Linked DNA regions of Homo sapiens: regions 1, 2 and 3 are each linked to region 4. Evidence: chromatin loops called from intact Hi-C (ENCODE). Cell type or tissue: B cell. All regions are shown on one strand. Each heading gives the region's core, and the rest is flanking DNA. Links, peaks and the distances in the headings are about the cores only.

What was found. Hi-C counts contacts between places; a loop is a spot of excess contacts. Peaks named below come from ENCODE experiments on the same cell type or tissue, not always from the same donor. Only the 100,000 strongest peaks of a DNase experiment are listed, where the experiment ranks them.
Region 1: a loop joins it to region 4, with 7 times the contacts of the local background. A loop is called at or near these places in 6 of 110 quality-filtered maps.
Region 2: it touches region 4 in a loop (3-fold over the local background); 16 of 110 quality-filtered maps call a loop at or near these places.
Region 3: it touches region 4 in a loop (5-fold over the local background); 11 of 110 quality-filtered maps call a loop at or near these places.

Annotation. Positions count from the first base shown.
Region 1 is chr10:62,651,149-62,656,814 of GRCh38, reverse strand. LOC124902436 (talanin) reads right to left here. Exons shown (of 6, transcript XM_047426120.1): 2 at 1,885-1,972; 3 at 1,334-1,448; 4 at 329-419. LOC105378327 (a long non-coding RNA gene) reads left to right here and starts at 1,230. Exons shown (of 3, transcript XR_946002.3): 1 at 1,230-1,389. RefSeq lists enhancers at 810-889, 940-989, 1,230-1,459, 1,307-1,476, 537-1,736 and 2 more and a silencer at 3,905-3,954. In B cell, for the core only: no CTCF peak of the experiment used is centred there; DNase peaks (open chromatin) are centred at 1,304 and 3,374; H3K27me3 peaks cover 1,098 bases.
Region 2 is chr10:62,730,614-62,736,279 of GRCh38, reverse strand. No RefSeq gene overlaps it. Among named protein-coding and RNA genes, the nearest start is that of ADO, 71 kb to the left of the region's middle. In B cell, for the core only: no CTCF peak of the experiment used is centred there; DNase peaks (open chromatin) are centred at 539, 2,709 and 3,069; H3K27ac peaks cover 823 bases.
Region 3 is chr10:62,454,588-62,460,204 of GRCh38, reverse strand. It overlaps a transcript of ZNF365 not described here. Among named protein-coding and RNA genes, the nearest start is that of ZNF365, 83 kb to the right of the region's middle. RefSeq lists an enhancer at 2,679-2,728. In B cell, for the core only: no CTCF peak of the experiment used is centred there; DNase peaks (open chromatin) are centred at 2,434 and 3,484; H3K4me3 peaks cover 638 bases.
Region 4 is chr10:62,814,921-62,820,586 of GRCh38, reverse strand. It overlaps EGR2 (early growth response 2), which reads left to right and starts at 4,221. Exons shown (of 2, transcript NM_000399.5): 1 at 4,221-4,726. The coding sequence starts at 4,558. RefSeq lists silencers at 1,591-1,840, 2,341-2,490, 3,401-3,480, 3,771-4,200, 5,221-5,310 and enhancers at 2,571-2,740, 2,378-3,375. In B cell, for the core only: CTCF peaks have their summits at 2,026, 2,255 and 2,455; DNase peaks (open chromatin) are centred at 2,466, 3,846, 4,086, 5,026 and 1 weaker place; H3K4me3 peaks cover 4,041 bases; H3K27ac peaks cover 2,151 bases; H3K27me3 peaks cover 2,550 bases.

The DNA.
Region 1 (5,666 bases), core at 258-5,257, 160 kb after region 4:
TTTCATGTTTCTCCCAAAGAATTTACAAACATTTTCCTTAATTCCCTGCATGAGACCAGAAAATTTCAGCTTTTGCCCCAGGCAAGGGAATAAATACAGTTAGAACATGTTTCCCATTTGAGGCAGTGGGCCACTTCTCCCCTAGACCACAGAGGGCCCACCTCTCTGTCTCCTCTTAAGAATTCAAGAGGCTTACCAGCCTGGGAGGCTGGGACCACCCAGATGGAGATGAAGTGAACTTTCAGCAGAAAGAGGGAAGCACCTGGAAAATACCTGGATTCTGCTTTGAGTGGAAATGCAGAGACAACCACATGTTTTGGACACCCACCTCTCAAAGTCCTGGAGTCCTAAGACGTCCTTCTCATTGTGATGAAAAGTCCCTCCACAAAAGGGAAATAGCACCCAAATTTGGCTAAATCCTGAAACAGAATTAAATGACCACATTGAATTCTCATGATAAGTCTTTGAGGAAGATGTCATCATCATCCCCAATTAAAAATTTTATATTTTTACTTTATTTTATTTTATTTTTGAGATGGAATCCTGCTCTGTCACGCAGGCTGGAGTGCAGTGGTGCAATCTCAGCTCACTGCAACCTCGGCCTACTGTGTTCAAGTGATTCTCCTACCTCAGCCTCTCAAGTAGCTGAGACTACAGGTATGCGCCACCACACCCAGCTAATTTTTGTATTTTTAGTAGAGAAGGGGTTTCACCATGTTGGTCAGGCTGATCCTGAACTCCTGACCTTAAGTGATCTGCCCACTTTGGCCTCCCAAAGTGCTGGGATTACAGGCATGAACCAATGTACCTGGCCTCAATTCAAAATTTTAAACTGAGGCTCAGAGAGGCTGAGTATCCTGACTGAGGTCACACAGCTTCTAAGTGATAGAATGGGGATTTGAACCCAGGGAGCCCAACTCCAGCCTGAGGGATTGAGAAAGAGTGAGCTCCAATTCAGGGTGTCATCTTCCCATCCTCCACTCCACCTTTTTAAGCCTCATCTGAAAATATCATGCAAGATCACCTTTACCACACAGAGGAGAGGAAGAAACAAATAAATATGGGGGAGGAGGAAATGGAAAATAGAACTCCCACTGGGGTCTAGCTATTAATATGTCTGCCCTGTTCTGACACTTGAATAGGTCTGGTTCTGAGTCTGCTACTGAAAGGAACCAAAAATGACCTTGAATTGAAACTCCTGCATAGGGAGGTGCCGTGATGAGCTCGGAGAGACCACAGCACGACTCTGCAAGTGTATTCAGCACAACGTCACGGTTGCTTCCAGTTGGCCAGGGGGATGCTGATGAGGTGGTTTCCAGATCTGATGAATTACCTGACTGCCAACGCCAAACTTGGGTTTTCCTCTCTGCAGGATGGAGAGGTTGGAAGGTGAGATGGTCTTTCCAAGGGGGAGCCTGTTTCATCAGTGGCTTCTTTAGATGTGTTGACTTTGTGGAAGAACCCCAGTTAACAGGAACATAGGGAGGGGTTTTCTTCAGTAAGTACCAATGTCAGCCAATCCCTTACCTCTTTAATCTCATCTCCCATTGTTTTCTCTGCTTTTTCTGCCTCAGCACACTGGCTTTTTACTGTCCCTGGAATATGCAAGGCACACTCCTGCCTCAGGGCCTTTGCATGTGCTCTTTCTGCTGCCTGAAACCTTTCCCCCAGATACTCCCATGGCTTGCTTCCACTCCTCTCATGCCTTTCCTCAAATGTCCTCTTCTGAGTGAGACCTTCCCTAGTTATCTGTTCTAGCAACAATTGCATTGTCAACTCCACCTCCCTCAACATGCACACATACACATTCTCACTCCCCTTCCAGCTTAGTTTTCTTGTTAGCGCACTCCACCTTACAATCTCCTATGCATAATACTGACTTACCTTGTTTTTGACTGTCTCCCTTAGCTGAAGGTAAGCTCCGTGCAGGCAAGGATTTTTATCTGTTTGGTTCCTCTCTGTATTCCAGCACCTAGAATAATAAGTAGCTAGTGCTCAATAACAACATGTTGATCCATGCGCAGTGGCTCACGCCTGTAATCCCGGCACTTTGGGAGGCCGAGGTGGGCGGATCACCTGAGGTCAGGCATTTGAGACCAGCCTGGCAAACATGGTGAAACCACGTCTCTACTAAAAATACAAAAATTAGCCGGGCACATGCCTGTAATCCCAGCTACTCAGGAGGCTGAGGCAGGAGAATTCCTTGAACCCGGGAGGTGGAGGTTGCAGTGAGCCAAGATCATGCCACTGCACTCCAGTCTGGGTGACAAGAGTGAGACTCTGTCTTGAAAAAAAAAAAATTGTTGAACGCGCAAATGAATGAATTTATTAATCCTAGCCCTGAGATTTAGTAACCAGGCAGGCTGTAAAGAGTTAGTTAACTTCCTTTCTAAGCTTCATTTCTGCAACCATAAATTTAGAATGAGAATTCCTATTCTCCTTGTGAGCTGTGCTTTTTCAACAGGATTACAAAAGGGCACACCCAGCACAGTACTCATACGGACTCAGTAAGAACTGGCTTAATGACTGTGCGTTCAGTGAAAGAATTACCAATAACAGTGGCAAGCGTTTGTAGAGTATTTCTATGAGCCAGGCACTGTTCTAAGCATGTATGTTTATTAACCCATTTAATCTTTACAACATCCTGAAATGTATGTGCTATTATCATCATCATCCTAGCTTTAAAAATAAAGAAACTGCAGGGGTAACTTTCTCAAGGCCACATGACTAATAAATCACAGAGCCTGGATTTGAACTCAAGCCCAACTATCTCCAACATCCATATCTTACCCACTTCAGCATACTGCTTCCCTATAGCAAGAAGATGTAATTTACATAACAGAGGCACAGGAAATTCCATTTAAGTCATGAAACCTCCTATTTACAAATTTGAGTTTTTAAACTTGTAAGATGTCTTCTGGGATCAAATGTGATGATAATTCAATTTCTAAATCAACTGGAACAGATGGAGGCCAAATTGTATTTAACTCCAAGCCATGCAATATCTTTGGCCATGAAATGCTACCATTGTGGAGATGTTTGTAAATTATGTTTTATTTAGACACACTCTGTATGAACATATATAAGACACAGTTTTAAATAGACAGCAGTGTCATTTAGTTTCCAAAGCTGAGTGGAAATAAAAACCAGGGCCATGTAGACACACCCTAAACCTAGCACCTGCTTTTGAGGCTGCTTCAAATAATATCATCCTGATTTTTCTTGTGAATTGGCTTCGATCACTTGTGATTCCTGTGCATCTAGCATGTCTCATAACCGGCAGTCATTCATAGCCTATTTTAAGTGTGAGCATTCAAATGCTAGGTTTCGTTCATGAGCGACAACTCAGGCCATCTTCTCTGTTCACGGTGCTGGCTCTACAAGTCACTGCACACTCAACAGGGAGGTGCATGCACACAAACTTTCCAAATCGTCTTTAAAGGTTTTCAGTTCCCTTTTTTCTTTTTTTGGTTTCTATTGCCTTCCCAGTAATGGCTAAGACATTGCCAGTTTGTCTTGCTTCTTGTGATTTCTCCAGATGGCCTTATGGCCCAGGAGATCAGTTGGGACCAGGTGTTAATATCCCACTGATTTTAATCTGGCTTTTATTTTTTGTTGCAAGAAACAGAAATCTATTCAAGCCAACTCAAGACAAAGGGATTTCACATATTGCATTACATTACATTATTTTTAAATGGTAAATCCAAGAGCAGGAGCCATATCAGACCCTGGCCTTAAGGAATCCAGAACTCGAAGATGCTTCTAGATTCAAGGAAGCTCCCAGGTCTTCCACAGTAGGAGTTCATGGATGTTTGATTTCTATGTTTAAGCAACAAATGCCATGTCTTCTTCTGCTCCCTGTACTAACTGATGGTTATTTGTTTGTTTCAAGTTCAGGGCCCTAGGAGAGAATCTGATTGGTCCAGTCCATCTTTCAAAGTAGTCTGCACCTCTCTCTTCAGCATATGGGTTGTCTGCCATTGGCTCAGGTGCCCTGCCAGGGCCAATCATCTATGGATAGAGGAAGTGGGGCACTGGGTACTGAGTATGGCTTCCTGGGCCTGTCCCTTCAGCAGAAAGTGTGGGCAGGATGGGTACCCTCAGAAGAGGCTGTAGGTGGGTTGGCACAGTATTGACCTTTCCACAATACCATTGTGCAAGACACTGATGTCATATAGCCAAGACATGTAGTGGTGTATCAAGGTAAGATGATATTGTATTGACAAAGATACAAATGCAACTCAGAAAGACATCTACAAAGCCACATGCATGTATCTTTGCAATTGGCATGCTTAAAACATGAAACAAATACCATTATTCCTTTGTGATATGTTTTATCTAAAAATATTTATTCTTTTGCCCAAGTTCAGCTGTCAAACTCCATGGCTTTCTCAGGCAGGGCCTCCCAGTTTTGGTGAGCAAACTGCATTCAGCACAATTTCAGCCTGTGCCGTTCACAGAGATTACAATGGGATGACTAAACTGTAGCCACATTAACCTTTGCAGTTGCCAGCCAGTTATTGAGGTTTTGTTGTGATCGAGCTAGTGAAAACCTATTGGATTTGTTATCACCATTGACTCAGTGTCTATAATGCTTTGGGCTACAGCTTTAAACATAGGCTGAATGAATACCCACATAACTTCAGAGGTCCCATATGTCAAATATATTATGCACATGTTGTTGGTGATCTCTCCTTTGAAGACTGGCCCACTTCCACCTGGGGTCCCTGTAGAACAATGGCTCTATGATGGGACATTTTGACTGAGGTAGGAATGTTAAGGAGCATGAGTTGCGATCCAGGACTGGATGCCTTGCTGCAATGTGTGTGAAGGTTGTGGTGGGGGCGGGGGAGAGGAGCTGCTGATATAAAGGCAGAAAGCATGGCAAACTTGGCCTGCATGACAGTTCTGGTGAATGAAAACCCCTAGACAAAGACCAAATACCTGGGTTCGAGGTAACTGTCTTGAGAAAATTCACTACTGATGGTGGCATCGGTGATCTGCATTTGTATGAACTGCAGTCTCTATTTTTGAGTTCTCAGCAGAAACCATTCTCTCTTGTCACCTGAGGTGCACAGCTTTCTAGGTGTGTTTTTCTTGTGCCCCATATCACTTTCTGTCTATATTTTTAAAATATCTACCTGATTTTTCTTTGCCCTTGGATGAAAATTTCTTTTAAGACAAAATCATTGTCTGATTCATCCTGGTGTTCCTGCTATGGCTTGGAACATGGTAGGCATTCAATAAATATTTGTGGGATGAATGATAGTAAGAACCTAAATTGTCGTTTGAGTCACCAAATTGACCGTGATCCATGTTGTGCTCTCTGCTCAGTGGCAGTATTTGGCACAGGGGAATGTCTGAGATGGCATCATTGCCAATCAAAGCTATTTTCAGGGTCAAGTATAATTTTGCAAATATCTCTAAAATAGTTACTGTGAAAACACCATCAATATATCTTGTAATATGTGAAAGGGTGTACAGGCTCCATTGATTACCAGAACAAAGATGGAATTCCTAAGGACAGACCAGGAAAGTTCTTTGAGTGAAGACAAAGAGAAGGAGGAAGATGTAGAAGAGGAGGAAGAGGAGTAGGAGAGGAGGATAATAGCTGGCATTTATTGACAGTTTGTTATGTGCCAGGCCTTGTCATAAGCACTTTGTAT
Region 2 (5,666 bases), core at 296-5,295, 84 kb after region 4:
TACACAATTTGAGCATGCCATTGTTTTCTGCTGGGACATGTCCAATATATCTATGAAATAGTATCTGGATGTCCTCTCTTTGGGTCTTTCTTCCGATGGGCAATTGCTACAAGGACAATTTAAGACATTGCTTTTTGAAGCAGTTGTTTAATCTCACTGTCTTTCCAGACACCAACTCAGACCCCTCTGGGATGAGTCATTCTATTTGTGTGGGTGGGGTTAGTAAACTCCCTGAAGTGTAAGAAAGATTGTGTTGATAATGATGACAGAGAATTTTCTCAAAAGTCCAAGTCCATAGCCCCAAATAAAATAAACAACCAAAAAAAATAGTCTATGCATTTAGATGCATTGGACAGTGACCTACAGCTCAGCCCATCCTTTCTGGGCAGGATGTGGTTAGAGTACTATACACGATTAAGAAATTTCCCTTCTGAGCCTCTTCATCCTGTAGCTTGGTGTGGATGAAGTCCACCCAAGTGACACCTGGACCCTGAGGTATTATGCATGTGGAATTAGTAGAAGAGCTTTGAAAGCATCAAGATAGTGCATTAATGTTCTTCTGCCCCAGATATGGTTAAAAATGGCTCTTGGCAAGACTCACTTCCTTTATTTTGGACATAAGCAGAGAAGAACTAGCTTTCTGTGGCAAGCAATGATATATGGCAACCTACCTGGATGGTTGCCTATCTGATATAATGCTTGCAAAAGTGCTAAAAGCCCTTCCTCCCCCAGACCTCCTCTCTTTCTTCCCAGAAGTTCTGTCACAATTCCAGAAATTCCCATTATTAGCACGAGACCTTAAGAGTATTACAGAAATCCTTGGCAGAATTAAGTACATATATGGTTTGACTGCCTGGTGTCATGTGCAGGAAGAATGGCAAAATTGGAGTACTGATTGGGAAGCAGGTAAGCAAAAGTGTGAGACATCCAGAATCACTCAGAAATGGCAGACGTGTCAAACACAGCACAGTGAGGTGAGTAGGTGACTGTCGAAGGCACTGTATGCCTGAGCGGGCCTGAGTGTGATTAAAACTGTCATCAAAGATGAGCTTTGCTGAAACATAACACTATAGTCTATGTAAAGGGTTCAGGTTAAAGCTTAATAAACATATTTCCTTTGCTACTTCATTTATAACGTGGCTGAAAGCTGTCACAGAAGGTTGCCAAAAGATACTTAATAGTTGTCTGATCTCAAGAAACTAGACCATTATAGGTAACTCTGGAGCCAGAATGTCAATAATCTGTCAGGATGACTAATCCCATTTCAATGAATGAGAATGACATTGTTGATTGGCACTGGGCTTGTGAGCTTGGGTTTGGAGGTGGGGAGAGGTGACGCATGTACCACGTATTTGCCAGGACTACCAAGGGACCTTTTTCTGCTTTACTCCATAGTCATATCTAATTTCTAAGTGTTCATTGGCCCCATATAGGCTTCAGGAATTCCTAGTACTGCCTTCCTTGGAGTTTACTGTCATTGGATCGATTAGCAAAGGGTAAATGCATGAAACTTTCCATTTCTCTTTATGCTTGTGTCTATAATTTGGGTAAGATGGCAGGTGATGGTTTGGGGATCTAGGCTGAGGTCTCATGAGCTAAGAGGATTGGCTGATTAGGAGCACATCATGATACACTTGTTTCCTTTCATACCTTCTCTGTTTCTCTCTCTCTCTCTCTCTCTCTCTCTCTCTTTTCTAGGCACCTTGACCTACTTTTGTCCTTAATCTTGCCAAGCACGTTTCCCCCTCGGCCCTTTTACCAGGTATGTTCCCCCAGTAATCTCTCTCATCTGTTCAGGTTTTTTCAATGTTATCTTCTTCATTGACCCCTCTCTCTGAAGTGCTACCCCCTCCCCAGGCCAATCTCAATTCTCTAATCTTAGTTTATTTTTGCTTCATGGTGCTGCTCATTACTACAGAATATTATGTTCAATAGCTCTTTATCTATGTGCAGATTTTCTATCCTCTTCACTAGAGTGCAAGACTTTGAGAGCACAGACTTTGCCTGTTTATTGTTGTATCCCAATGCCTAGACGAGTGCCTGAACATAGCAGGTGTTAGGAAATGTTTGTTGAATGAGTGAATGGAGTGTTGAAAGTAAGGAGACTTTTCTAGGCCAGGGGTTTCCTGCCAAGTCATGTGCCAGCTCCAGAGAGCAATGCTTATGGAGACAAGGCAAGAAGCCACAGCAAGGCGTGTGGTAAGGGCTGGTGGTAAAAGCTGATCTGGGAGCCACAGATCACAGCAGTAGTCAGAAAGCACAGTGTTTTCTAGGAAATTCTGGATCAATGTCAGAATCCAAGTGAATGACAATGACAGCAGATGTGAGTTCCTAGCACAGATAACTCACGGGAGGCACTTTCTCAGATGCGAAGCTTTCCAAATGCTTATTGCTGGAATGGAGCCCACATGGGCCCTGAGAAGCTCTGAGGCTGAGCTCAATTCAGAGGTGGTAAAGTAGTTAACCCAAGGTGGTTGGTGATGGAGGCCTAACTGCTGTGAAGCCATCATTGATGAATCCATTCTGTTCTGCAGAAGAGAGAGCCATGTCTTCCAAACCAGTTCCCAATGCACTATAGCCTCCCTTTACAGATCCTTGTCTCCCAACCCCACCACCCCAAAATACTTTTTTTTTCAAAGAAGTTATGGTGCTGACAATCCCCCAGGGACCAGTGGTCCACTCACTTCTTATGTCGGGGAAATCCACTCGACAGCAAAGGGCTCTGTGCTGGCTGGGAATCCCCACTGCAGCAGCAATCTTTGTGGGGCTGAGCTGCAAACGCTTTTCAGATTTAGCACGCAGCCTCATGAGGAGGAATAGTTGCAGTTGCCTCTGCTGAGAAACAAAGCTGATGACACTGAAACATCTGGGAAATGGGAATATTATTTCTAGAAGATGAAAACAAATGTCCAAGCTGGAAGTGCTGCTGGCACTGACCTTTGTGTGCCTGGTTCTCCCACCCCCAAATCAATTTGTACACTCCTAGGATCTGTGTAGGTGGAAAGACTTTGCTGTGTATTTGTAACTCAGCTCATTATCTGAGGGTAAGAAGAAAAGAGGCTTGGCGTGGCTTTCAGAGGAAGTAAGGTGAAGACTGTTCTCCCCCAAACAACTAAATAAACCACGTAGACCTTTCATGACTCAGAAACCACAGACTCCACAGCTAACATGCATCTATTCATTCTTGTCTACAAGTATTGATTGAGAGCCTGTTGTGTGACTAACACAGTGCTTGGGTTGAGAACGTAATGGTAAAACAAGATTCACTCTCTCCCTTCAAAAGCAGGTAATCCCACTCTAATGTGGTACATTCTACAACATGGAGGCAGTGGAATATAGTAGCAAGGAAGGTAGATTGGGTTTTGCCACTAACTAGCTGTGTGACCTTGGGCAAATCACTCTGCTTCTCTGAGCTTCAATTTTCTCATCTATATTTCAGGGAAATTACCCACGTTATGGGATTTAATAAAGTCATATTTACTATCAATGTTTAGCCTAGGTGCCAATAAATATTAGCTATGGTCTGGTTATGATTTTATGATAAGTGTTATAGAATGCTGTGGGGTACATTTATATATTGAAATATGCTATTTCTGGGCAAATATAACTATGTTCAGGATAAAGCCTAGAAAAAGTTTGAGTAATTGGAGGTGCTATGTTTTGCTTCTTGCTTGAGAGACCCTCTCTCTGAGTCTCTCTCCTTTCCCCTTTCCTGGAGCCCTGTGTTCTCTGGATCTCCCTTGGATTTTCTCCACCAAAATTTCCTCTCAGTGGATTGACAGATTGGAAGGAATCTAAGGACAGTATGCACATGGCATTGTCATTGATTTAGAGCATCACCCTTCCTGGAGGTATTCACATCTCACCCAGAAAATAGTGAGGTGTCAGTAAAAACTGCCTTCTGAAAGTAATTAAAGAGTTTGGTATTTGCATAGGGAGAGACAAATTGAGAGGGAAAAGTTCCAGAAACAGACCCATGAATACATGGAAATTTGGTTTATAACAGAGATGGCAACACAAATCTGCAGAGAAAGAGTGAACTACTCAAGTGCTGGGATAATTAGCTATGGAAAAAAAGAAATATCCCTATGTCATACTCTATACCCAGGTAAATTACAGATGGAATTAAGACCTCAGTATGAAAGGGAAAGTTTAAAACTTTGAGTTGCAAACATAGGGCACTTTAAAACATCAGAGCTATGTCTCAAAAGGCATACATCCAAAGGAAGAGACTTATATTGAAATATTATACTTGTGTGCCAACAAAGACACAATAGAGAGTTAAAATATAAGCTGCAGACTGAAAGAAGATACTTATAATGCCTACAGATAGCAAAAATTCTTGATACAGATGTATGTTTTAAATTCCTACAAATTAATAGGAAAAGATAATCCAATAAAAATGGACAACTAATATGAACTGGACAGTCATGGAAAAAAGAAAGAAACAACTCAGTCTCATTAATATCAAGTGAAATCCAAATCAAAACCATAGTGTGATATGATTTCAAACCCCTGAGGCTGGCAAAAATGATAATATCTGATAAAACCAAGTTTGTCAAGGATGCAGGGAAACAAATATTCTTATACATTGCTGGTGGGAGTGTAAGTTGGTGAGTCTATGCTGGAGAGTGCATTGGCAATATCTGTCAAAGTTGAAGATGTATATATCCTAAGATTTAGTCATTCTACTTCTAGGTATGTAAGCTAAAAGTCTCTTGCACATGTATACAAAGTGACAGGTGAACATATGTTCATTGCATCATTGTTTGTAAAGGCAAAAACTGGAAATCATTTAAATGCCTATCAATGAAAAGATGGACAAGTTGTGAATTAGTCATGTAATGCAGTACTATACAGCAGTTAAAGTAAATGAGATAGAGCTACATATACCAGTATGGATCGATCTCTGAAAGGTAATATAAGAATAGAAACAGCAAACTATACAAGTATCTGAATTATAAAATACCATTTAGATAAAAATTTAAAAAACACACCAAACTTTATATTGTTAACATGATATATTTATACATTATATATTTATATATGATATATGTTGCTTATATATTTGTTATATACAGCTACATCATATATTTTTAAAGACACATGTTGTTTATATAAAAATACATAGTGAATGTATCACAAACAAACATGGGCTGGACAGGCATGTCCTCACTCGAGGACAATCTGGAGATGAAGGAAAGAGACAGGGATGGCAGTGATTTGGTGTAGGGGAACTTAAAAAAGATTGGAACCTAATGTAATAAAATGTTATTGTTAAATCTAGGTGGTTGATGGCATATATGCAGATACATGTACTTTTCTGTGTTTTGATGTTTTAAAATTAAAAAAAACAAATGGAAAAGAACTGGTTCTATTTCTTGCTAATATCTTTTCAAATGAACTAACTCTTCAATTAGATAATGCCTATGGGTCTATTTACTCCCTACTGTACCTCATGGATTTGATATGCATAGTTTGACTTTATGTCAAGTTCTGTTCTTTGCAGACCGGGCTCTTCTAGGGCAGAGAGGCCATGTGTGCGTGGGTAGTCCCTTCACTTCACAGAGATGCTGACCAAGGTGTGCAGGGACATGAAACACAGTCCATGCTCTGCTCCCCAAGATATACCCCTGGCACAGGTCTGCATAGTTGCATCCAACCAG
Region 3 (5,617 bases), core at 618-5,617, 360 kb after region 4:
GGATCAGGTCTGACTGCCACAATGTACAGAAGAACTGTAACCATCGTTACAGCCTCCATGCCATCACCACTTACCTCCCAGTGATATGGCCCCTCTCAAGAGCTGTTTGGAGGTAGAGAAGAGAATAAGACCAGTGGCAAGTCACTCAAATCTGGTACTATTCAGTTAAAAGGAACATCATATATAGGGGGAAAAGCTACAGAATATAATGGACCCTCATTTTAAAGGAAGAAACAGACTTTCCTCCTTGCTAATGATGACTTGGGAGAAGGAGAATGTGAAAATGTGTGTTTTCATACAGAAACCAATGGCCTGCTGCGCCCCTTCCAGTCTCTCTCATATGGACCCAGATGGGCTGCTGGTTATTGTAACCAGGCCCAACCCACCCACCCAGGTGGTGGCTTTACCTCCAATTCCAGGTCATTTTGGCACACCAGGCGAGCTTCGCCAGCACCTTTCCAGCTCTGAAAGGAAAAGAAGGGTACTGCCATCATGAATGGAGCTAGTGTGTAGACTGAATAAGTCACAGCAAGACTACAAGCAGTGCCATGTTCCATTCATTTAAGTAAAGAGAGCTGACATATTTTCCCAGGCTAGAAACAGAAATTGCATTAATGTGCTAATTGCAATCAGGACTATATCACTTTGCCTTTTTATTGCATTCAGAGTTTTGTTACCCTATATTAAAAATCATACACCACTCTTCATTTCCCTAAATATTTTAATTGGTATATTTTAGTCTGGATGTGTGTACATTCTCTGTTCCCTCCCATCTGGGTGTAATTTTCCATCGTCTCCCCCTGATGATCTGCATTTTCTCCTTCAAGTCCCTCCTGTAAACCCACTTCTGTGGATCTTGCTTTCACATTATGCCATTAAAAGATCCAGCTGGAAGGAAGTGCCTCTGAATGGAGTCCAAGAGAAGAAACAAAGAAGATGGAAACCAGATGCCATTGAAGTCATCCCCATGTGAGTCATGGTTTTCTCCTGGAAAGTGTCTATCTCAATGCTGTGCATCTTTTCAATTTGAAGCCCACTAGGCAGAAGCTCTCCCTCCATCTATGTGTGTTTTAGCCATCCTCAGTAGAACCATATATTTTGAATACTATTGGCATACAGTAAATGTATACATAGTACTAACAGTAACAAATAAATATTTACTAGTTAGGTTTTAGATCCAACATAAGATAGTCATTTCTTTCATGGGTCATTTACCCACTCTTATTCCAGGCCCATTCTTCACCAGCTACTCTCAGGATTTGAAGTGAATGCTCTAGTTTGATAAGGGTGTAGGGTTTAGGATTGTTCAGTATTAAAAACAAATAACAACAAAAAACCAAAATATAGATAAAGCCAATGCTGACCTCCAGAGGTTAGAATCAACATATCTTTTCTTGTTTTTAAGTACAACTTAAACAGATTTCTGTGTAACAGATCGTATCATCTCTGAAGTTTGTTCATTCAGGTAGGAAAAAAGACCAAAAACTCAGCTAATATTATTAAAAAATAATAATAAAGTGAGAGGAAGATCCCTGTTTTCCCCAAGTGGTTTTAAGAAACAGCTTTCAAAACTCTTCTAGAAGGGTATTCAATTAAGCCAGTAGCAAAAATGTAACTGGCAAAATCTAATGTTGTTTTAAAAAAAACACATGTGCATGCACCCACATACACACACATTTATATACCCACACAATATTATATATATATGTGTGTGTGTGTGTGTGTGTGTGTGTGTGTTCAAGATGGTGGACTGGATGCTTGCATTTATCTACACTCCTTTTCAAAATTCTGCTGAAGAGTCAGTTAAGGAAATAAATTCATAACCATGCTGAAGACAAAAAAGGAAACCATCAGCAGACATTTTGATACTTTTCTGGAAGAAGGAAAGACAGTGAATAGTATGGATAGATGAAACAGAGCAGAGAAAGCAGCACCCCAGATATACTCAGGAGGAGGCTGCAGAAAGGGTGGAATGTTCTTTCCAAAGAAGCCTTGGGGAATCTTCACGTTGGACATGAACAGATTCAGAACTCAGGAATGGAAAGAGGAGCAAAAACCAAGTGATTAACAGAAGGTTGACCAGAGAATGGTTGCACCGTTTGACTTTTGTCATCTCTCTCCTCTTTTCCCATGCATACAGATGGAGCAGCAAGAGGGGATTCAGAAACCTTCGTCCCCTCCCCAAGATCTGATCTATTAAGAAAATAAGATGTCTCCCTGGGAGAGCTAAGGCTTGTTGTATGGTATTTGGCATTCCACAGTGAAGCCCTCTGTTTTTGGTGTTTTGAGGTGAAAAGAAAGTCATTTGCATGATTCTCTGTACTTGCATCCTAAAGGGAAGCTTGTGGTTGACACATCCCACCCATGTACACAGCCAGCCACCAACCTCAGATATGCTTACTGAGGAGACACACCTACTCAGTGGCAGGGAGCTGCACCTGACACCTAGCCACCGTTGTTAATTACCTAGCCCTTCATTCATAAATATAAACAAATAGCATGAATGATTGAGTTGACAGAGTGGAAATGGGGCATGAAAGAGAACTGTTATACATGTGGTGTCAAAGGATACTATCTAACACCAAAGACTCAAGAAATAAAACTGTAAGTCTATTGTTTAAAGTTATAATTGTCACTGTGGTTTGCCATCTCACATCCATTTCCCCTATATGTAGCTAGCAGAACCCTAACCTTCATTTGAAGTAAGCCTTCCTTCTCCACTCTTAGCTCACATGCTTTGGCAAATGTGAATGTAATTCTACACCCATGATGGAATATGGGACCTAGGTCTAGGCCAAAGTGTACAACCTATGCCCTTGGCCACATCACTTGTTTTGAAATGAGCAAGCCAACCCCATCTGCTTAAGTGGTATAGAAAATTATTGTGCAGAAATATTCTCTGCCTCCTTCTCACTTTCATGGGAGGAGAGTACGTCTCCATTCGGTTGATTTGGGGTACAGTCATGTGACTTTCTTTGGCTAATGAGATGTTAGCAGACATGACACAGCATAGGGTACACATGTTTGTGCAGCTGGTCTTGCACTCTTGTGCCTCTGTCATCACCATGAGAATATGCTTGGGATGGGTCACCGGTCTCAGGAAAGAAGATAAGAGACATATGGAACAGGGCTGAGCTACACTAGCCCAGAAGCGTAAGAAAGATCAGCAGAGCTGTCCATACAAGCCCAGCCTAAATTAGCTGACCCCCAGCTGAGCTCAGAAGTGTGAGCAGCTCCTACTAAGATCAGCAGAACCCCCAACAAGCCCAATCTAGATCATCTGACCTCAGCCAACCCACACATACACATGTTAAGTAAATGCTTATTGTTGTAATCACTGAGTTTGTGTGTGTGTGTGTGCATGTGTGCGCACGTGTGTGTGTTTTAACTGAGCATCATTGTGGTCACAGCTAAATAGCATTACAAGAAAGACAGATGCTTACTTTCCTGCTAGTCTAGAATCTAAGAGGATATGAAACCAGAGCTACAGCTGTGGTCACCACATAGAACTTGAAGATGAAGTGTGCAGACTGAGGACAGCTGAGCTGAAATCGAGTCCCGCTCACATTGAGCTCTCAATTTAGCCTGGTCTAATGCCAGTTCTGCCTCTGATCTTGTTTATATGAGCCAGTAAATTCCTTTTGTATTGCTGAAATCAGATGGATTTGGCTTTTTCTATCCAACTTGCAATCAGAAGAATCTTAACTAATACCAAAGTATACAGGTAACCAATGATAGAAATAAATTCATAAAAATGAGAAGAGAGGGGTGGGGGAGTGGCGTACACAAAATAATTTCTCATCTTACACGGCATGGACAACATAATGTTCAATTCAGTAAATCAAGAAATATAAATATAGGCATGTTTTATGGAGATGATCATGGGAAAGGACTGAAATAAGAAATAAAGTTGGTTTTACTGGGACAGAGAATATGACCAAGGGATGAGGTGTTCATTTTTTTTTTTATCTTATGGAGATCTGTGGTGTCCCATGGGTGGCCACTAGCAGCAGTTGGTCATTTAAATTTAAATTAATTAAAATTTAAAATGCAGCCTCTTGTTCACAGTAGCAGCATTTGTAGTGCTCAACAGCTAGCTACATGTGGCTAGTGGCTACTGTACTAGATTGAACAGATATTGAATCTGTCCATCACCATCACCGCAGCAAGTTTAGTTGGACAACGCTGTAGTGGAGTGTCAGGAGTCACTGTGTAAAGTCAATGAATCAAACAACAGAAGTTTAAATACATCATTCAAAATTGCCCCATCACGATTTCATGGTACAGGCCCTGGAGGAAAAACAGCTTAGTTTCCTTTCAAATCCCAGCTCTGATACTTACAAGTTACTGAACCTTGGGTAAGTCACATTGATCTTTCTGTACTTCAATTCACTTATCAGTAAAATGGCAGAATACATGCAGACCTTTCTCACAAGGTTGCTGTGAGAATTAAATAACCAAATATATGTAAGTTCTTATATTTTGTGCCCAGCATGTGGTAAACATTCAATATTTACTTTTTATTTTCTATCCTTCTCTAAGTTAATTTTATTTTACCATATGCACATAGTTTAAATAAACTATGTATATATGAGATTTATAAATCAGTATTTAAATATAAATATAATATTTAATTTTTATCTCTCATATACAGTATATGTACATATACATATATCTCAGCTCCAGTTCATGGGATTATAGATGCTTTCATTTTCTTCTTTGTACATTTCTATAGTTTCCAAATTTCTGTATTGAACATGTATTATCTTTATCACCAGAAAAAAAAGTTTTTACTTTTAAAGATACCAACATATTTTGAGATGAACAGTGTTCTACATCTGGATCATTTGCTTTTGCTGATTTAGTCCACAGGGGCCCATTACATAATCTGTTGTTAGCCAACTGGGGCTTCATGACCTCTTTCCTGGGCTATTACAAAATCCTCCTGGCTGGTCCCCTTCCCTGTCCAGCTCTCTCCCAGCCTCCCTGTGCTGTCTCCACAGTGCTGCCAGAGTGATCCTTCCACAGCACAACATTTATAACACTCCCCTGCTTAAAACCTGTCAGCGTTTTTCTGTCCTTTACAAGTTAACTGCCCAGTCCAAGGCATGCCCCACCAAAGCCTTCTTATTCTAACCTTGCCTGCCTTTCCAGTCTTTTAACCCCCCACCAAATGTATCCAAGTCTCCACCCACAAACCACAAGGAGGAACATTCTTCTACCCCTTCTCCATTTCCAGTTGGAAGTCCCATTTATCCCACAAGATGTGCCTAACTTTGCACTAATCTCCAAAAGCAGAGCTCAGAGCTCCCACTCCAATCAGCACCACTGTCTCAGAGCCTGTTCTACTGAACAGCAATTATTTGTTTACATTCCAGACTCACCCTCAAGTATGCGCTCCTTGAGGGTGTGGCATCTTTGCCTTCCTGTGTCCAGCCCAGAAATTGACACCAAATAGTGCTTAATAAATGGTTGTTGCACGGATTCAGGAAGAAATTGTTTTAATTAAGATAGTAAATGTTCACTGCAGAAAATTAGAAAGTCTAGATAAATCAGAAGCAAAGAAAAAAAAACATGAAGCACATGTAATACCACCTCTCAGTAACATCAACACCTT
Region 4 (5,666 bases), core at 356-5,355:
CTATGCCATTCAAGTTTGAGGTCCCCACCCTCATGAGTGTCCACAGTTAAGGCAAATTCTGACCTTCTTTTGTCTTCCACTCCAGTAACAGTATTAGTATGGAAGGGAACAAAAATGACATTACAATAGGTAGAGCCTATAATGATGTGCAAGAATGTTAATAAATCAAAACACAAATATGAACAAATTATTTGTGACATCCCTCTTGGCTGATGGTGATCCTGTCACCACACTGTAAATGAGAATTTCAAATCTGGGTTAAAAAAAAAAACCTGAAAATCACTCAGGAGACTCTGGGGTCCAGCTAGGACCCTCAGGTTGCCACCCCTGCTTGTCACCCTAAACACTCTCCCGCAACCCCAGGAGCAAGCCTACTAAAGGGTTTCTCTGCATCGTTGTTATTTTACTTTCTGGCTCTGGAATCTGGACAAAGCAAATTGGAATCTGGCATGAGTTTGCTACTCTTTTAATAGCCCTGATACATCTTGGAGTGCCCCATTTAGTCGGGCATTTTTACAGGTCTATTTTAAAGAAAGTTGTTTCTTTGTTGGATTTTTAATCAAAACAAAAAAGTTCAAATGCTTAATAGTAGGGACCATGGTACATGTTTGTATTCAACTCTCACATTCTCCATCCCCACACCCCTCCACCTCCAGCACAGTATCTTGCTCAGTAAACCCTTTGGAGTTTTTACTTGTCCGCACTTCTTTCTTTTCTCACCTCTTCTTGTCTCCAGGAAGGATACTGTGGGGCTAGCTTCTCTTATGACAGCGCCTATTAGTATGCTGGCTTTGTGCCAGCCTGGCTATTCCATCCACAGTCTAGGTCTGGAGAGCCCAAGAACTCAAATTCTCCCTTTACAGTGGGCAGGGGGCGTGTCCATGACAGTCCCTTCCTCCTTGCCTGTAGAAAGCCCTGACCTCAGCTTTGCTCTCCTCAGAAATGGCAAAGAAAGGAGATGAAATTGGCGGAGGCGGCCTGATTCTTCCCTAGTGGGCTGAGTCAGGCTCCCAATCCTCAAAGAAGTGTTCACTTTTCAGACCTGGGTTTTCCTGAGGGCACGATGTAGCGACCACTGTGCGCTGTACTTGGATTCAGAAGACCCAGCTGCAAGTTTGGACACGACCACTTACCAGCTACGTGACTTTAGGCAAGCCACTTTAGCTTTCTGAGCTTATCCACAGGGTGGCTGGCTTGAAAGGGTGCGCCTTGATTCTGTTCCATTATCTGCACTACCCATATTTAAGGGTTGGTACTTCAAGAGACACTCAAAAAAACAAAGGTTACGAGAGTTATCTACTGACTTGTTTCAGCGGAGGTTCAATAAAGGCCTCCCAGGACTGGCCCCAGGCATTCCCTGGCCTCCCCGCAGCTGCCGCCCGTCCCCGCCCCCACTCCATTCCCTGCGCACCCCAGGCTGATGCAGCGTAGCTCTTAGGGGGAGGTGTGAGTCCTTGGAAAGCTCACAAGAATTTCAGAGGGTCAGTCACTCTCATTTACTCTAATGTGCTTTCAAGACTCCTTGATGGGGCCCCCTCCTCCACCCGCCTTCTACTGGCATCCTCCTCCGGGAAAGGTGGCAGCCGAAGACCTCGCGGTTTTCCCTCGCTCAGGCACCCCGCCCCGCCCCCAGCCCCGGTCCTGCCCTCCGCGCCCTGCTGGCCGGGCACTCGGGCGTCCAGGAGCTCCCCCTCGGGGTGGCGCGCGGCGACCGCCGGCGGGTTTGGCAGCAGCGCCAGTCGCGGGGCGGCCCGGGCAACTCGCCCGCCTGCCGGTCCGCCCACGTGCGCAGAGAGGAGCGAAGCGCGAGCAGTCGCCTCGCCCGCGCTTGCTGCCGGTGGGTGCCTCACCTAAGGGGCCGGCGGGGGCCGTAACCCGAGCCCCATCGCAGGGATCCGCATTTGCATAATTCGGCTTTCCCCCGTTCTTTCGGACTCAGGGCCCGAGATGCGAGTCGGACTCCCTTCCGAGGCGTCGTCTTGCCCATGGTCAGCGCGGGGGCCGCGGGACCCGCCAGAGCGCAGGCGGAGTGGGCTGGCGCACGTGGTAAGAACGCAGCTATCTTTTCTTGCTTTTCTTTTCTTTCTTTCTTTCTTGAGAAATAGGACTTTGCACATTTTTGCTGGGGTGGGGTATCTACTAGGGTGCTAACCTTGCTGCGATTTCTTTCCATGTCCTTTTCATCCCCAATTGGAAAAAAGCGCACAGCGCGAGCGAGAAACTTTCCCAAATGTGCTCTGGGTGACTTAAGTCAGAGAGATGGCCGGCCGCTGGATACCGGCTGTTTTGGAGGGAGGGGGAGAAGCAGCGCTTCAGTGGAAGAGCAGAGGGAGAGACCGCTCCCGGCAGCCTCAGGGCCCTGACCGCGGTGCGCTGGGCCCGGCGAGAGCTGGCGCACGGCTGCAGCGGTCGAGGCAGGTGAGCGGCTGAAGACCCGCCTGCAGCGCCGCGCTTCCTCCACGGCGTGGCGCCGTGGCTCCCGCCCGCCCCGGCCCACACTAAGCTAGGGCCGCTCCGGGCCCGGGGTGAAAAAGGGACAGGACAGGCCTGCGAGGCTGACCCTGCGCGTTATCCCTGGCCTCCGCGGCTTTGGAGCGGGAAAGGGCTCTGGGGCAGTTCGCAACCTGCACAAACGACCATGAATGAGTCATGCAGGCGGCGGTGCGCTGGACTTGGGCACCCGGGACCAGCCTCCTGTGGGGCCCCGGACAGGCCCGGCTATCCATTGCGGGCTGGGGCGCACTGGGAGGTAGAAGCTTTGCGCCCAGCAAGCCAGAACCTGCTGCTATTTGGACTTTGGAAAAGTTTTTAAAAATTGCTTTGGGAACGAAACAGAAGGGTTTCTACCGGGGTCTCGCAAAGTAAAACGAGTGGGTTGGGGGATGGGGATGGCGTCTTGAAAGTGATTAGAGATGCTTTCGGCCGTCACTGAGGACCGCGCTGGGCTCACCGAGGTGTTTTTTGGGGAGGGAGAGAAAATATTTATTCTAGTACGTGTATTCTGGCTCGGGTGCGGGCAGGGCGCGGTCCTGGATCCTGGGCTATGGGGGTCAGGGGGATTCTGTGGCTGCAGGGACCGGTAGTGAAGGTTAGGCCAGTGTCTTCATAGAACCTCCTGTCCAGCGAGCCCGGAGCCCGCTCTGCCGCCGGGACACTGCTGGCAACGACGGCGCGCGGACGCAGTCAACAGGGAGGTGTGTAGTGTAAGGTGTGTGAGCGGGTGTGTGAAGAGGGCAGCGGGGGCGGGAGTGTGTAGCGGAAGTGGAGCGAGTGTGAGTGTGTGTGTATGTGTGTCTGGAGGGGCAGGGTGAGTGTCCAAGCTTCCATCTGGACGCCCCCACGCAGCCGACCGCCCAGACGCGCCGGGAAGGGCGCCCGCTCCGCGCAGCAGCTGAAGGGGGGCGGGGAGCGCGCGGGCAGAGGAAGGAGGGTGTCTCCGGCTGAGGATTTCTCTCGAAGCTCCCCACAGTAATTCTGCTCCTCCTAGGGTTTACCCTCCCAGTCCCAAGGTGCCCAAAATACTTAAACAAACAAACAACCCAAACCTGTTCCGTTTTCGCTCCTGTATAAATAGAACAGACTTTCCAAAAAAGCAATACGCATTCACTCTTATCACCAGCCACTTCTTTCCACCAAGTAATTCAGAAAAAAGCAGTCAGCTTCCGTGAATGCATGTAGCTTTTTTTTTCTTCGCTGCCTCCTTTTGCTTGCGGTTTTGAGCTGCCAAGAAAGTGAGTAGGGGTTTGACTGTAGTGTCTCGGCTCCGCTCGGTTTCTTTCCGAAGTTTAATTTTCCGGAATGGCTCCCAAACAAGGGCTAGGGAGGCGGAGCCGCCGGCACCGGATCTTCGCCTTTTTTGGAAAGTCCCAGAGAACCGGAATTCCTCCCCGCCCCGGGAGGCTGAGCCGCAGCCTGGAGCAGCTCGCTCTCCTGCTGTGGCTGTGACTGGGTCCATGGCGCGCCCTCTCCCCCGCGATCCCTGCGCCCCGGACCCAGGCTGCAGCTAGGGCCGCGCGCCCGGGACCCCAGCGATCCCCGCCGCCTGCGAGCTGGAAGTCGCGAGCCCGGCGGAGTCCGCGCGGCCGAGCCCGTGTATGCAAATCAGCCATGTGACGGCAAAAGCCGCCTGGCCCAGCCCTGTTCCTCAGTCCATATATGGGCAGCGACGTCACGGGTATTGAAGACCTGCCCATAAATACTTAGAGCAACACTTTCCGTCTAACTGAGCGAGGAGCAATTGATTAATAGCTCGGCGAGGGGACTCACTGACTGTTATAATAACACTACACCAGCAACTCCTGGCTTCCCAGCAGCCGGAACACAGACAGGAGAGAGTCAGTGGCAAATAGACATTTTTCTTATTTCTTAAAAAACAGCAACTTGTTTGCTACTTTTATTTCTGTTGATTTTTTTTTCTTGGTGTGTGTGGTGGTTGTTTTTAAGTGTGGAGGGCAAAAGGAGATACCATCCCAGGCTCAGTCCAACCCCTCTCCAAAACGGCTTTTCTGACACTCCAGGTAGCGAGGGAGTTGGGTCTCCAGGTTGTGCGAGGAGCAAATGATGACCGCCAAGGCCGTAGACAAAATCCCAGTAACTCTCAGTGGTTTTGTGCACCAGCTGTCTGACAACATCTACCCGGTGGAGGACCTCGCCGCCACGTCGGTGACCATCTTTCCCAATGCCGAACTGGGAGGCCCCTTTGACCAGATGAACGGAGTGGCCGGAGGTAAGCCGCGTGTCTTCGCAGGCCCGGACCTGCGCGGCCCGGAGGTGGTGGATGGGGTGCAGTGGGTGTGCGGGAATCGCAGGAGAGGATTGGGGCTCCAGGTGGACGGTGCTGACTGCACTGGCTTTGAAGACTGGAAGTGGGTGCAGGAGGAACCTGCGACAGCTGAGACCAGGGCGCGCGGGCAGATGCGCCAGGTCGCCAGCAAACCGGCGTGCGTGCGCCCCGGCGCGCCCAGCCCCGGGCGAGCGCAGGGATGGGGGTGGAAGAGGCGTCCCCCCGGGTTTCGAGGCTTGCGTAGGCCCTCTGGCCGGCAGCACTTCGACCTCCCCTCTCCCGGGGCAGGGGCAAAGTGACGGTAAAGTTCGGGGCTCTCGGGGAGAGCTGCGCGCCTGGAGAGCCGAGCGGCGGAGAAGCGCCAGGGGAAAGCGTCGGTAGCTCCCTCCTGGGCAGAGCCGACCCCGGGAAAATCTCGGAGCGCTCCCTTCTTGCGGCCTGGAGGCGCGCCCCCACCTGCCCGCCGCCCGCGAAGTTGAGGGGGTTAGTAAGGCGGGGGCTCCGGCCGGCGGAGGCAGCGAGTGGGTGGTGGAGGAGGGCGCGCAACGGCGGGAAGCAGCCCCCGGACTGCCGAGGGAGGCCCGCGGGGGCACCGGCGACGCCGGTTTCCTTGGCGATGCTGTGGAAAGTCGTCTCTCGCGGCCCCCGCGCCTTCCTCGAGGCCGGGCCACTGGCCTTGGGCTGAGGCGGGGACGCGCGGCTGTCGGGAAAGGCGGAGAAGATTGGGAGGGCACGGAAACCTACGGACTCCTTCCTCTACATCCCCCATTCGCTCCAGCAGCCCTCGGCTGAAGCGCAGCGGGAGAGGGAGGGAGAAAAAGGCACAAGGCGCCGGGGATGGGGAGCAGCCGGGAAATCACCCACCCCCTTCTCGGGCTCTCCT